Regions from separate parts of the Homo sapiens genome. Here region 2 is linked to region 1. Evidence: chromatin contacts called from ENCODE Hi-C or POLR2A ChIA-PET data. All regions are on one chromosome and are shown on one strand. Each heading gives the region's core, a stretch centred on a gene start or an enhancer-like site at or near the end of the contact. The rest is flanking DNA. Distances are from core to core; before and after follow the strand shown. Region 1 overlaps DENND5A (DENN domain containing 5A). Region 2 overlaps TMEM41B (transmembrane protein 41B).

Region 1 (6,587 bases), core at 2,258-4,757:
GGTCCCGAACTTCTGACCTCCAGTGATCTGCCCATCTTGGCCTCCCAAAGTGCTGGGATTACAGGCGTGAGCCACCCCGCCCAGCCTAGCAGGATGTTTTTAAGGTTCATCCATGTTGTAGCATGTGTCAGCACCTTATTCCTTGTTATGGCTGAATAATATTGTATTATTGGGATATTTATATGGTATGAATAATACGTACCATATTTTGTTCCTTCATCTGTTGATGGACACTGGGGTTGTTTCCACTTTTTGCCTGTTGTGAATAGTGCTGCTATGAACATTCATGTACAAGTTTCTGTCTGAACACCTGTTTATGTATATATCCAAGAATGGAATTGATGGGTCATATAGTAACTCTGAACTTTATAGTAACTTTAAGAAACTGCCAAAATGTCTTCACAGCAGTGCATCATTTTACATTCTCACTAGCAATGTTTCAGGTTTGCGGATGCCAGCTGGGTCAGGGAGACCCTAACCCAGCGGCGCTAGAGGAGTAAAAGACACACACACAGAAATATAGAGGTATGGAGTGGGAAATCGGGAGTCTCACAGCTTTCAGAGCTGAGAGCCTTGAACAGAGATTTACCCGCGCCTTTATTAACAGCAAGCCAGTGATAAGCATTGTTTCTGTAGGTTATAGATTAACTAGCAGTATTCCTTATGGGAAATAAAGGGATGGGCCGAAATAAAGGGATGGGTTCGGCTAGTTATCTACAGCAGGAGCACGTCCTTAAGGCACAGATCGCTCATGCTATTGTTTGTGGTTTAAGAATGCCTTTAAGCGGTTTTCTGCCCTGGGTGGGCCAGGTGTTCCTTGCCCTCATTCTGGTAAACCCGTAACCTTTAGCGTGGGCGTCAGGGCCATCGCGAACATGTCACAGTGCTGCAGAGATTTTGTTTATGGCCAGTTTTGGGGCCAGTTTATGGCCAGATTTTGGGGGGCCTGTTCCCAACAAGGTTTCCACTTTCTCCATATCCTCATTAATACTTGTTTTTCATTTTTTGCTGTCGTCGTGTTTTAATCTGTATTTCGTTGACTACTACTCAAGTAGATTGAAAAAAAATTACTCATTCTTTATATTGGTATTGTGAATTGTCTGTATACTGGTTATAATTTCTCTTTTTGCTCATTTTTTTGGGGGGGGGATCGGTGGGAAAGATTGAGGTTTGGGCACTTTTGAATCTCTCTTTCTTAGGAAAGCTGGTGAGTTTGCTACAGAATTGGGGTGAGTAAAGGAATGTGGTTTGGAGGGTATATTAGTTGCCTTTTTTTTTTTTTTTGAGACGGAGTTTTGCTCTGTTGCCCAGGCTGGGGGTGCAGTGGCACGATCATGGCTCAGTGCAGCCTCCGCCTCCTGGATTCAAGCCATTCTCCTGCCTCAGCCTCCCGAGTAGCTGGGACTACAGGCATGTGCTACCATGCCCGGCTAATTTTTGTATTTTTAGTAGAGACGGGGTTTCACCATGTTGGCCAGGCTGGTCTCGAACTCCTGACCTCAAGTGATCCACCCACCTCGGCCTCCCAAAGTGCTGGGATTACAGGCCTGAGCCACTGCACCCAGCCTATATTAGTTTACTGTGGCTGTGGCAACAAATTACCACAAACTGGGTGGCTTAAAACAACAATAATTTATTTTCTCACAGTTTTGGAGGACAGAAATCCAAAATCAGGGTGTCAGCAGGGCACACCCCCTCAGAGGCTCTTGGGGAGAATAATTCCTTGAGCTTCTGGTGACTGTTGGCATTATGCTTTGGTTTCTGACTACACCACCCTAATCGCTGCTTCTGTCTTCTCATTGCCTTCACCTTCATGTGTATCTTTTCCTCTGTGTCTATTATTTTAGGGATACCTATCATGGTATTTTGGGTACACTCAACTACTCCAGGATGATCTCATCTCAATATTTTTGACTACATCTGTAAGATCCTTTTTCCAAGTAAGATAACATTCATAGCTTCTGGAGATTAGGATGTGGACATACCTTTTTTGGGGCCACCATTCAACCCACTCCAGAGGGTCTAAAGGGTGGGTCTTGAATTTCTTTTTTTTTTTTTTTTTTTGAGACAGAGTCTCGCTCTGTCGCCCAGGCTAGAGTGCAATGGCGCGATCTCAGCTCACTCCAACCTCTGCCTCCTGGGTTCAAACAATTCTCCTGCCTCAGCCTCCTGAGTAGCTGGGATTACAGGCACCCACCACCATGTCCAGTTAATTTTTGTATTTTTAGTAGAGGCGAGGTTTCACGATGCTGGCCAGGCTGGTCTCGAACTCCTGACCTCGTGATCCGCCTGCCTCGGCTTCCCAAAGTGTTGGGATTATAGGCGTGAGCCCCTGCGACTGGCTGTCTTGAATTTCTTAGGATGTGAGCAAGAAGTAGTCTACTTCAGTCACTATTTGCCTTCCCACTCACCACAGGTAACCAGTATTTTGACTTCTAACAGCATAGTTTTTCATGTCTTTGTACTTTATATAAATGTAATTATATATGGTGAACTCTTGTGTTTGGATTCTTTTGTACAATATATTTGAGAGGTTCATTCATATTGTGTATAGTTTTAGGTTGGTCGTTCTCACTGCTGTAGAGTTTGCCATTGTGTGACTTTACCACACCTTATCTGTTAATTCTGCAGTTGATAGGCTCATGGGTAGTTTGTAGTTTTTGAGTATTACAATAGTGACATGTTATGAACATTCCTGTATGTGCCTTTTCGTGAACATGGCTTTTGGTCTGTTGGGTATATGCTCAGGAGTGGAATTGCTGGGTCATAGGTATACGCATGTTCAGCTTTAGTAGGTGCTGCCAGACAGTTTTCCATAGTGATTGTACCAGTTTACATTCCCACTTGCAGTGCACGACAGTGTAGGTTACTCCCTATCCTTACCAACTCTTGGCATTTTCTTTTCATTTTAGCTATTCTGGTGGTTATATAATAGTATTGTATTATTTAAATTTGAATTTTCTGGATGACTAATGAAGTTGAGCACCTCTCAAAAGTTTATTAGGCATTTATATGTCTTTTTTGAAGTATCTATTCAGGGCTTTTGCTGTTTTTCTTTGAGTGATCTTTTTTTCTTTATTGATTTAATGCAGTTCTTTATATGTTCTAGATATGTCTTTTTTGTTCATTTCATATATATATAGTGCAAATATATTCTTGTAATCTGTGCGTTTTCATTCTTTTAATGGCGACTTTCAAGGAACAAAAGTTTTAAATTGTAATGTACAATTTATACGTTTTTCTCTCTTAATGTTTAGTGCATTTTATATCTTTGTTATTGCAGGATCATGAAGATGTTCTGTGTTTTCTTCTAAAGGCTTTATTTTTTTACCTTTCATATTTAGATCTACAGTCCTAGGGCTAATTAATTTTCTTAAACAGTCTGCTGTTAACACTACTCTGTACTGCCTGAAAAAAAGCTTCCCCATTTTTTTTTCTTGGCCGTTTTTCAGCATTCTGCAAGTGAAAGAGAAACATTACCATTGCTGTCACAGCTGGGCCTGAAGTACAAAAAGGCTTTGATATGACCAATACAGTGCTTTTAATGCAGATTTGATAAAACAAATGCTAGTCTTTGTGCTTTGATATAGTACCAGTTGGTAAAATTTTAGTGGTTAGGAAAGTCTGTTAAAAAAAAAGAGAGAGAATTTATTACTATAAAAGTTCTTAAAAGTAAAGGAAACTTTCTCTTATGTTACTGAGGGTAAACTAACAGGAAGCTCCCAGAGTCTTTTTTTTTTTTTTTTTGAGACGGAGTTTCGCTCTTGTTGCCCAGGCTGGAATGCAATGGCGCGATCTCGGCTCACTGCAACCTCTGCCTCCTGGGTTCAAGTGATTCTCTTGCCTCAGTCTCCTGAGTAGCTAGGATTACAGGCATGCGCCACCACTCCCTGCAACTTTTGTATTTTTAGTAGAGATGGAGTTTCTCTATGTTGGTCAGGCTGGTCTCCAACTCCCGACCTCAGGTGATCTGCCTGCCTCTGCCTCCCAAAGTGCTGGGATTACAGGCGTGAGCCACCGCGCCCAGCCTGGCTCCCAGAGTCTTAAATCTGCTTATGTGCTATGGGGAAGAAGAGGCTGCTGGGTGGTCCCTTATAAGTTGTGGTTTGAAATCTGAATTTGCGGACTTGTCAGTGTTCTTAGTATAGCCACGTTTGCTGCTGTGGGCTCTGCCGTGGTATACATTCTGTGAAACAGATATGTGTTGCCACTTTAGTGCAGTAGAGGTTTGCATGTTAGGAAACATTTGGTAACTTCTAGCACATTTATGTGTCCTGTTTTCATGGCTAAAGATTTTGAGATAACTCTTGCATGTATGACAGACCTTTTGGAAAGAAAGGAGCTAATATTTGTTGAGTACCTCTTATGCTCAATACAAATGTGTCCCATATGCTTTACATATGTTAACTCATTCATTCCTCTCAATAGGCTGATGAGGTAGGTAGTTTTTTGGGTTTTTTTTGTTTGTTTGTTTTGTTTTTGACAGAGGGTCTTGCTCTGTCACCCAGGCTAGAGTGCACGCTAACTGCTCACTGCAGTCTAGACCTCCAGGCTTAAGTGATCTTCCCATCTCAGCCTCCCTAGCAGCTGGGACTACAAATGTGTGCCACCATGCCTAATTTTTCTATTTCTTTGTAGAGACCGGTCTCCCTATGTTGTCTGGGCTAGTCTTGAACTCCTAGGCTCAGGTGATCTACCCGCCTTGGCCTCCCAAAATTCTGGGATTACAGATGTGAGCCACTGTGCCTGGCTTAGGTATTGTTCTCCTCATGTTATAGATGAAGAAATTGAGATTTATGGAAAAGATGCCCTTAGTGTTTCTACAGTAAGGGCAGAAAGATGTGATACCTTTCCTCACCCATCTTAAGGTTCAATGGCTGACACTTCTGCAACAAAAGACAAATTAACAAGAAGAAAGCATAAGAGGCTGGGTGTGGCTCACACTTGTAATCCCAGCTCTTTGGGAGGCTGTGCTGGGAGGATTGCTTAAGCCCAGGAGTTTGAGACCAGCCTGGGAAAAACGGTGAGAACCTGTCTGCAAAAAATTTTTAAAAATTAGCCTGGCGTGGTGGAGCATACCTATAGTCCCAGCTACTTGGGAGGCTAAGGTGGGTGGATCGCTTGAGCTCAGAAGGTTGAGATTGTAGTGAGCTCTGTTTGCACCACTGCACTTTGGCCTGGGTGAAAAAGTGAGACTTGTCTCAAAAAAAAAAAAAAAAAAAAAAAAAAAAAGCATTAGTTTTACATGAAATGGGGCCGGGCGCGGTGGCTCATGCCTGTAATCCCAGCACTTTGGGAGGCTGACACGGGTGGATCACGAGGTCAGGAGATCGAGACCATCCTGGCTAACACGGTGAAACCCCGTCTCTACTAAAAATACAAAAAAATTAGCTGGACGTGGTGGCAGGCGCCTGTAGTCCCACCCAGCTACTCGGGAGGCTGAGGCAGGAGAATGGCGTGAACCCGGGAGGTGGAGCTTGCAAGGAGCTGAGATCACACCACTGCACTCTAGCCTGGGTGACAGAGCAAGACTGTCTCAAAAAAAAAAAAAAAAAAAAAAAAAGAAATGGGAGCTTTCAGAAATGAAGACCCAAAGACCTAGGGAAAACTGTTTTTATGCTTAGGCTCAATGAAGAATGAAGAAAGGGAGAGGCCTGTAGAAATGTTAGTAGACAAAGGGTGTTATCTAATGGTAATAGACTGGGTGGGGCAGGGGGACCCAGCAAGGCCTGTCTGTTCAGATTCTTCTTGGACTCTGTGCAGCATTCCTTCTTCCTGGGTATAGGGCAGGACCCCGCTGGAGCTGAGGGTCTTCAAGGAAAAGGGGAGAGAGTGACATTTTTAGGTATTATGGCTTACTTTGGGGGAGAGGTATATGTTTGAGTAGGAGGTAATACTTTTTAGGTATTATGGCTTGCTTTTCTATTATCTGTGACCCGCCTTGGGGAAAGGGGGATTCTGGTTTCTATGACTTGCTTTGGGGGAGTAAGAGGAGTGAGACAGGAGGGCAAGGAGAGACTTTGCTTCTGAGGCTATTTCTGAGGTCTTCCGGTCTCCTTTAGTTCATAATACTCAGCATGTCAAGGTGTCTTACTTAGGGGTATCATTTTTTGAGCCTCAATACCATGCATTACACCTCTGACACCAAATGTGTGGTTTTTTCCCCACATTTGTAACTTGGCCAAGGTCTCTGTGATAAATGCATATTTGGGCCAGGCGCAGTGGCTCATGCCTGTAATCTAACACTATGCTAACCAATTCTGTAACTCTCTGGTTACCAGCTGGGTGTCCTGCAATTCAATTCAATTGTTATTATTATTTTTTTCCAATTCAGTTCAATTCTGACACTAACTGCCTAGGCTTAGTGCACACTCCACAGGTTAAGTGCTTAGTCTCACAAGACTGTCCCCACTTCAGATGCCAGTAAAGTCCCAGATTGCCGCCCGTCTGTACTTTGACCAACCTGCTATAAGTCAGGGGTTCCCATGACCCCTTCCTAAGTTTGCATAATTTGCCAGAATGGCTCATAGAACTCTGGAAAGTACTTTACTTACTATTACCCATTTATTATAAAGGATATAACTCAG
Region 2 (6,587 bases), core at 1,466-3,965, 49 kb before region 1:
ACTGTATCAACTTACAACAGCAGGAGAAGCTGTTTCCTGGAACTCAATATTTATTCTGATGATCTTGGCTGTTCTTTCTATTCTGCCAGCCATCTTCCAAAAAAAACTAAAGCAGAAATTTGAGTAAAAATAATCATCTGATTTTTAGTTTTGCTGTCATCACCATCTCAGGATTAACAGGTGCATCCATTTATGTTTTAAAATCACCTCTTCAGTAATTAAACAAGGAATTTGTAAAATAAAATTTCCTATCAGATAGTTAAAGTAATACATTTAAGTGACAAGGGGAGAAGAAAGTAAAAATGGAAATTGGTATACTGTGAAAAGTGCTATCAATAGTTAAGGTAGACATCTTAGACATCTTATAAATTATTATACCAAGGGTAGCTGTAGATAATAGTAGTGTGGTAGGAAATTGTTGATCCAGCTAATTCATTCAATTTAATTGAATATTTTTTATCTTTAATAACTAAAATAGATATTTTTAAATTCTAGATTTTTTAAAGTAGTGTTGCAGGTTTTGTTAATGTTAGGCTTTTTTCAGAGCATAAACTGGAAAACTTAAAAAGAGATTTACATTTTCTTCCTCTTTTTTTTTTTTTTTTTTTTTCTGTTTTGAGACGGAGTCTAGCTCTGCCGCCCAGGCTGGAGTGCAGTGGCGCGATCTCCACTCACTGCAAGCTCCACCTCCTGGGTTCACGCCATTCTCCTGTCTCAGCCTCCTGAGTAGCTGGGACTACAGGCGCCCGCCACCATGCCCAGCTAATTTTTTTGTATTTTTAGTAGAGACGGGGTTTCACCGTGTTAGCCAGGATGGTCTCGATCTCCTGACCTCGTGATCTGCCCGCCTTGGCCTCCCAAAGTGCTGGGATTACAGGCGTGAGCCACCGCGCCTGGCCCATTTTCTTCCTCTTTTGAGGTAATGGATTTGTTTGGAGATGGCATGTTAGTAGACGACTGAATATGGAAAGGATATCAAGTTATCTATTTTGTTAATTTTATTTTTGTTTTTTATCATCTAGATTTTTATCATGGATTAGTCTGAAATTTAAAGTTCTGGCCAGTCGGTTTTCTTTCATCTTGTAGTTTTTACAGTATTTCCACTGTGCATATGCAAAATGGGTATTACATAACTGTATCATATTTGGTATTGATAATTTTTTTTTTTTTTGAGACGGAGTCTTGCTGTTGCCCAGGCTGGAGTGGAGTGCGTGGTGTGATCTCGGCTCACTGCAAACTCCGCCTCCTGGGTTCAAGCGATTCTCCTGGCCCAGCCTCCTGAGTAGCTGGGATTACAGGTGTGTGCCACCGTGCCCAGCTAATTTTTGTGTTTTTAGTAGAGACGGGGTTTCACCATGTTGGCCGGGCTGGTCTTGAACTCCTGACCTCAGGCTATATGCCCACTTCCACCTCCCAAAGTGCTGGGATTACAGGCATGAGCCACTGTGCCCAGCCTGGTATTGATAATTTATATTCAGATAATTTGTTATGGCTCTTTAATATCCCACAAGGGGCTCTAAAAAGCAAACATTCAAGAGTATGTAGTTTTTAGACATTAAGTTAATTATTTTAAACAGTGACAGCAAAACACAAGTGATTAAATATAGTTTATTTGTTCCAATGACTAAATTTTACCTCATTTATTAATCTGGTCATTAAGGAATATATTTAATAATATTATGTAATTATTCTTTTTATGCATGATACACCTAGAAAAATGCCTTTTGTTTCTATTGATGGCTTTGTTGTTTGGAGCTACTTTTGATTACTTATTGCAGTTTCCCAATTTAGTCTTTACTTTATCTAACTCACAAAGTAAAATTAACTGATCACATGGCAACTACTGTATTTAAATAGTTCTGGAAAAATGAAAGTGCTTTTTGCTGCTTGGTAAATGGGTAATGCCCTTGATTCCTTGACTGTAGGACATAGCTGATCTAAAGTACTCTGTCAGTTTTACCTTCACCCATGACTGTTATTAGTTGTCAAAGTTGAAAAGTACTTTAGCTGTGAGAAATCCTTGTATGTTTTTATTATAAGAGGTATAATCATCCTCAAAGCCTGTTTTTATTACATGATGTGGACTGATTATTTTTTCTATCACAGTGTTAACAGATGGATTTTATTGTAAATACAAAGAAAACATATTGATTATTGTAGTATTCTTATGTCACCTGGCCTTTTGCGTGAGATTATTTATTATTTCTAGCAAGGCTTTCTTCCTTTCTTATTGCCCAGAGACTGACTGATACATCTTTTGTTATTTTTACACATAAATTAAACATAGCCTTTTTGGACAAATTCACTAAATATTAATGTATAAAATGTAATTGAGTAAATTTTTATCAGAATTTTAAAAATAAAAGAGCTTAGACTCAGTAGAACTCAGTAGAAGCTTCACTATTTACTCCAGCGTGTGTAAATTGTACTTACTCTATTCTCAGAGTATATTTACTGTCCTTACCATTGATTCTTTCCCTTTGCTAATTTTTTTTTTTGTTAATGGTAGCTGCGACTTTAGGTGGGGTATATTTTCTTCTCCTAAGAGAATAGACAGTTTTTCCAGATTCATCATCATTGACTGTCAAGAAAGGACCCTTCAGCAAGGCTGTACCCTCAATGCAGTTGATGGCCTGTCTTCACGGATTTACAGACTTGGCCTGATGCCCATGTAAATTCAAGCTTTGGCTTGTGGTAACAACCACAAGAAGACAAGCATCTGTGGTGCGGAGGCAAGCAGGCTAACTAGGAGTTGACAAGCTAAGAAAGTGAAACTGTTCTTTCTTAGTTAACTGTCTTTCTCTGGAGCTCTGTTATTTTGAGTATAATATTTCCATGACACTTAGTAAATGCAAGCTAAAATGTAATAATAATAAATTGTATTGGAGAAACCTAAATGTCACATTTGGGATTTATTTCATGGAAGTACTTACATTAAAAAACTCTGGCCGAGCAAGGTGGCTCACGCCTGTAATCCCAGCACTTTGGAAGGTCGAAGCAGGTGGATCACCTGCAGTCAGGAGTTCAAGACCAGCCTGGCCATCACAGTGAAACCCCGTCTCTACTAAACATATGAAAAATTAGCCAGGTGTGGTGGCACACGCCTATAGTCCTAGCTACTTGGGAGGCTGAGGCAGAAGAATTGCTTGAACCCAGAAGGTGGAGGTTGCCATGAGATGAAATTGTGCCACTGCATTCCAGCCTGGGCAACAGAGCCAGACTCTGTCTCAAAAAACTAAAAACAAACTCTTCGTTGAATAAAAGTATATTCTTAAATTTCGATGTACATTTTCACCACTAAGAACAATGAAATGGCCGGGCACGGTAGCTCACACCTGTAATCCTAGCACTTCCAGAGGCCAAGGTGGGTGGATCACCTGAGGTCAGGAGTTCGAGACCAGCCTGGCCAACATGGAGAAACCCCGTCTCTACTAAAAATAAAAAATTAGTTGGGTGTGGTGGTGTGCACCTGTAATCCCAGCTACTTGGGAGGCTGAGGCAGGAGAGTCGCTTGAACGCGGGAGGCAGAGGTTGTAGTGAGCCAACATCACACCAGTGTACTACAGCCTGGGTGACAAAGTGAGACTCCATCTCAAAACAGGCCAGGCGCGGTGGCTCACGGCTGTAATCCCAGCACTTTGGGAGGCCGAGGCGGGTGGAGACAAGGTCAGGAGATTGAGACCATCCTGGCTAACATGGTGAAACCCCGTCTCTACTAAAAATACAAAAAATTAGCCCGGTGTGGTGGCGGCCGCCTGTAGTCCCAGCTACTAGGGAGGCTGAGGCAGGAGAATGGCATGAACCCGGGAGGCGGAGCTTGTAGTGAGCCGAGATGGCGCCACTGCACTCCAGCCTGGGCGAGAGTACGAGACTGTATCAAAAAAAAAAAAACAACAAAATATTTAAAAATTGTTTTTTTGAGGTGGAGTGTCTCTCTGTCGCCCAGGCTGGAGTGCAGTGGCGCCATCTCGGCTTATTGCAGACTCCGCCTCCCGGGTTCACGCCATTCTCCTGCCTCAGCCTCCCGAGGAGCTGGGACTCGCGCCTGCCACCTTGCCCGGCTGGTTTTTCGCACTTTTAGTAGAGACGGGGTTTCATCGTGTTAGCCAGGATCGTCTCGATCTCCTGATTTCGTGATCCGCCCGCCTCGGCCTCTCAAAGTCCTGGGATTACAGGCGTGAGCCACGGTGCCTGGCTAAAATATTTAAAACTTGTAATTGTTGGCTTTTGAGGTTTTTTTTTTTTTTTTTGGAGACAGAGTTTCGCTTTCGTTGCCCAGGCTGGAGTGCAACGGTGCGATCTTGGCTCACTGCAACCTCTGCCTCCCAGGTTCAAGCGATTCTCCTGCCTCAGCCTCCGGAGTAGTTGGGATTACAGGCACGTGCCACCCACCACACTCAGCTAATTTTGTATTTTTAATAGAAATGGGGTTTCTCCACGTTGGTCAGACTGAACTCCCGACCTCAGGTGATTCACCCTCCTAGGCCTCCCAAAGTGTTGGGATTACAGGCGTGAGCCACCAAGCCCAGCCGGCTTTTGAAGATTCTAAAGCAATTTAAATTGTTTAGGTAAGGCCGGGCACAGTGGCTCAGGACTGTAATCCCAGCACTTTTGGAGGCCAAGATGGGCAGATTACCTGAGGTCAGGAGTTTGAGACCAGCCTGGCCAACATGGTGAAACCCTGTCTCTACTAAAAATAACAAAAATTAGCTGGACGTGGTGGCTCACGCCTGTAGTCCCAACTACTCAGGAGGCTGAGGCAGGAGAATTGCTTGAAACCAGGAGGCGGAGTTTGCAGTGAGCACCACTGCACTCCAGCCTGGGCAACAGTGTGAGACCTTGTCGCTAAATAAATAGTTGAGGTAAGTAAATATTTCCTTTTTTTTTTTTTTTTGAGACGGAGTTTCGCTCTCATTGCCCAGGCTGGAGTGCAATGGCGTGATCTCGGCTCACCGCAACCTCCGCCTCCCAGGTTCAAGCAATTCTCCTGCCTCAGCCTCCCGAGTAGCTGGGATTACAGGCATGCACCACCACGCCTGGCTAATTTTGTATTTTTATAGTAGAGACGGGGTTTCTCCATGTTGAGGCTGGTCACGAACTCCGGACCTCAGGTGATCCGCCCGCCTCAGCCTCCCAAAGTGCTGGGATTACAGGCGTGAGCCACCGCGCCTGGCCAAGTAAATATTTCTAGTACATACAATGAGTTGTTTATGAAGGAATCTTTTTAAAGTTCTCTGGCTTTTTGAAAATGTGTATAATCAAAAGGGCTGAAGCTTTCCTGATAATCATTCGGTGGTCATAGTTAAGATGTTTAGAAGATACATCTCATTGCAGTTTTCAGTATTCTCATTATTATTTTTCTTTATCTGGGACAAACTTAGTCTGGGTGACTTGAGGCAGGATATTGCTTAAGCTCTCATCCTCATTTTTCTCATCTAGAATAAAGAGGTCTAAGGTCCAGGATCCTTACAGCTCAGACATGATAAGATTCTCTGAAATTAATGAAAGTTTAATAAGCTGCCCCCAATTCAGAATATTAAATTAAGCATACCTTGCTTTGTATAGCTTGTTTTACATCTTACAATATACTTTCACACACATTTAAGTAAATTAACTTTTTTATTTTTTTGAGACAGAGTCTTGCTTTGTCATCTAGTCTGGAGTGCAGTGGCGTGATCTCGGCTCACTGCAACCTCTGCCTCCTGGGTTCAACCAATTCTCCTGCCTCAGCCTCCTGAGTAGCTGGGATTACAGGTGCCCGCCATTGCGCCCAGCTAATTTTGTATTTTTGGTAGAGACAGGGTTTCCCCATGTTGGCCAGACTGGTCTTGAACTCCTGACCTCGTGATCCACCCCAACTCGGCCTCCCAAAGTGCTGGGATTACAGGCATGAGCCACCGCGCCCAGCTAATTTTGTGTTTTTAGTAGAGACAGAGTTTCACTATGTCGGTCAGGCTGGTCTGGAACTCCTGACCTCAGGTGATCCACCCGCCTCGGCCTCCCAAAGTTCTGGCATTACAGGCATGAGCCACGGCGCCCAGTAGCTTTTCTGTTTAGTAGAGAAATGTTGGATTTGATAAATGAGGATGGAAGACAAGAAAAGAATGAAGTAGAGGCACAGGAGGAAGCCATGTGGTGAGACAGCACAATGAATGTTGACTTTCTGGTTCTGAGAGTCTTGTGTTCTGCTATTTGTTAGCAGCACGCTGGGCAACATAGCCCTACTGTTAGCTCATATGGTGGTTTTGGATGAAGTAGAAAAGGATGTCGCTGGGCACGGTGGCTCATGCCTGCAATCTCAGCACTTTGGGAGGCCAAGGCGGATTGCCTGAGCTCAGGAGTTCAAAACCACCCTGGGCAACATGGTGAAACTCCATTTCTACTAAAAATACAAATAATAATAATAATAATACCAGGGTATGGTGGAGCGCTCCTGTAATCCCAGCTACTTGGGAGGCTGAGGTGAGAGAATCGCTTGAGCCCGACAGGCCGAGGTTGCAGTGAGCCAAGATCGCACCACTGTACTCTGGCCTGGGAGACAGAACGAGACTCCATCTCAAGAAAAGAAAAAGAAGATGCCCCTTTCT

The links. A loop is a pair of places that touch in the nucleus more often than their neighbours do. ChIA-PET counts read pairs that join two places held with the same protein, here RNA polymerase II (POLR2A). Pooled maps may share reads with other maps.
Region 2: a loop to region 1 is called in a pooled map, with 2.8 times the contacts of the local background. The contact joins two enhancer-like sites. A Hi-C loop is called at or near these places in 1 of 168 maps with a recorded cell type or tissue (upper lobe of right lung), 4 of 37 single-sample maps with no recorded cell type and 7 of 50 pooled maps. POLR2A ChIA-PET finds 5 or more read pairs at or near these places in 11 of 52 experiments (B cell, CD4-positive, alpha-beta T cell, CD4-positive, alpha-beta memory T cell and 8 more).

What each region holds. Positions count from the first base shown.
Region 1 is chr11:9,228,876-9,235,462 of GRCh38, reverse strand. All of the region lies in intron 1 of DENND5A (DENN domain containing 5A), which reads left to right. Among named protein-coding and RNA genes, the nearest start is that of DENND5A, 33 kb to the left of the region's middle. RefSeq lists enhancers at 4,428-5,028, 5,631-6,231. Within about 2 kb of position 3,507, at least 3 of the 41 ENCODE cell types and tissues checked have a DNase peak (open chromatin) inside an H3K27ac peak, as active enhancers do; they include B cell, where a contact is called at or near this core.
Region 2 is chr11:9,276,964-9,283,550 of GRCh38, reverse strand. It overlaps TMEM41B (transmembrane protein 41B), which reads left to right. Exons shown (of 7, transcript NM_015012.4): 7 at 1-2,897. The coding sequence ends at 127. Among named protein-coding and RNA genes, the nearest start is that of TRL-CAA5-1, 5.0 kb to the right of the region's middle. Within about 2 kb of position 2,715, at least 2 of the 41 ENCODE cell types and tissues checked have a DNase peak (open chromatin) inside an H3K27ac peak, as active enhancers do; they include B cell, where a contact is called at or near this core.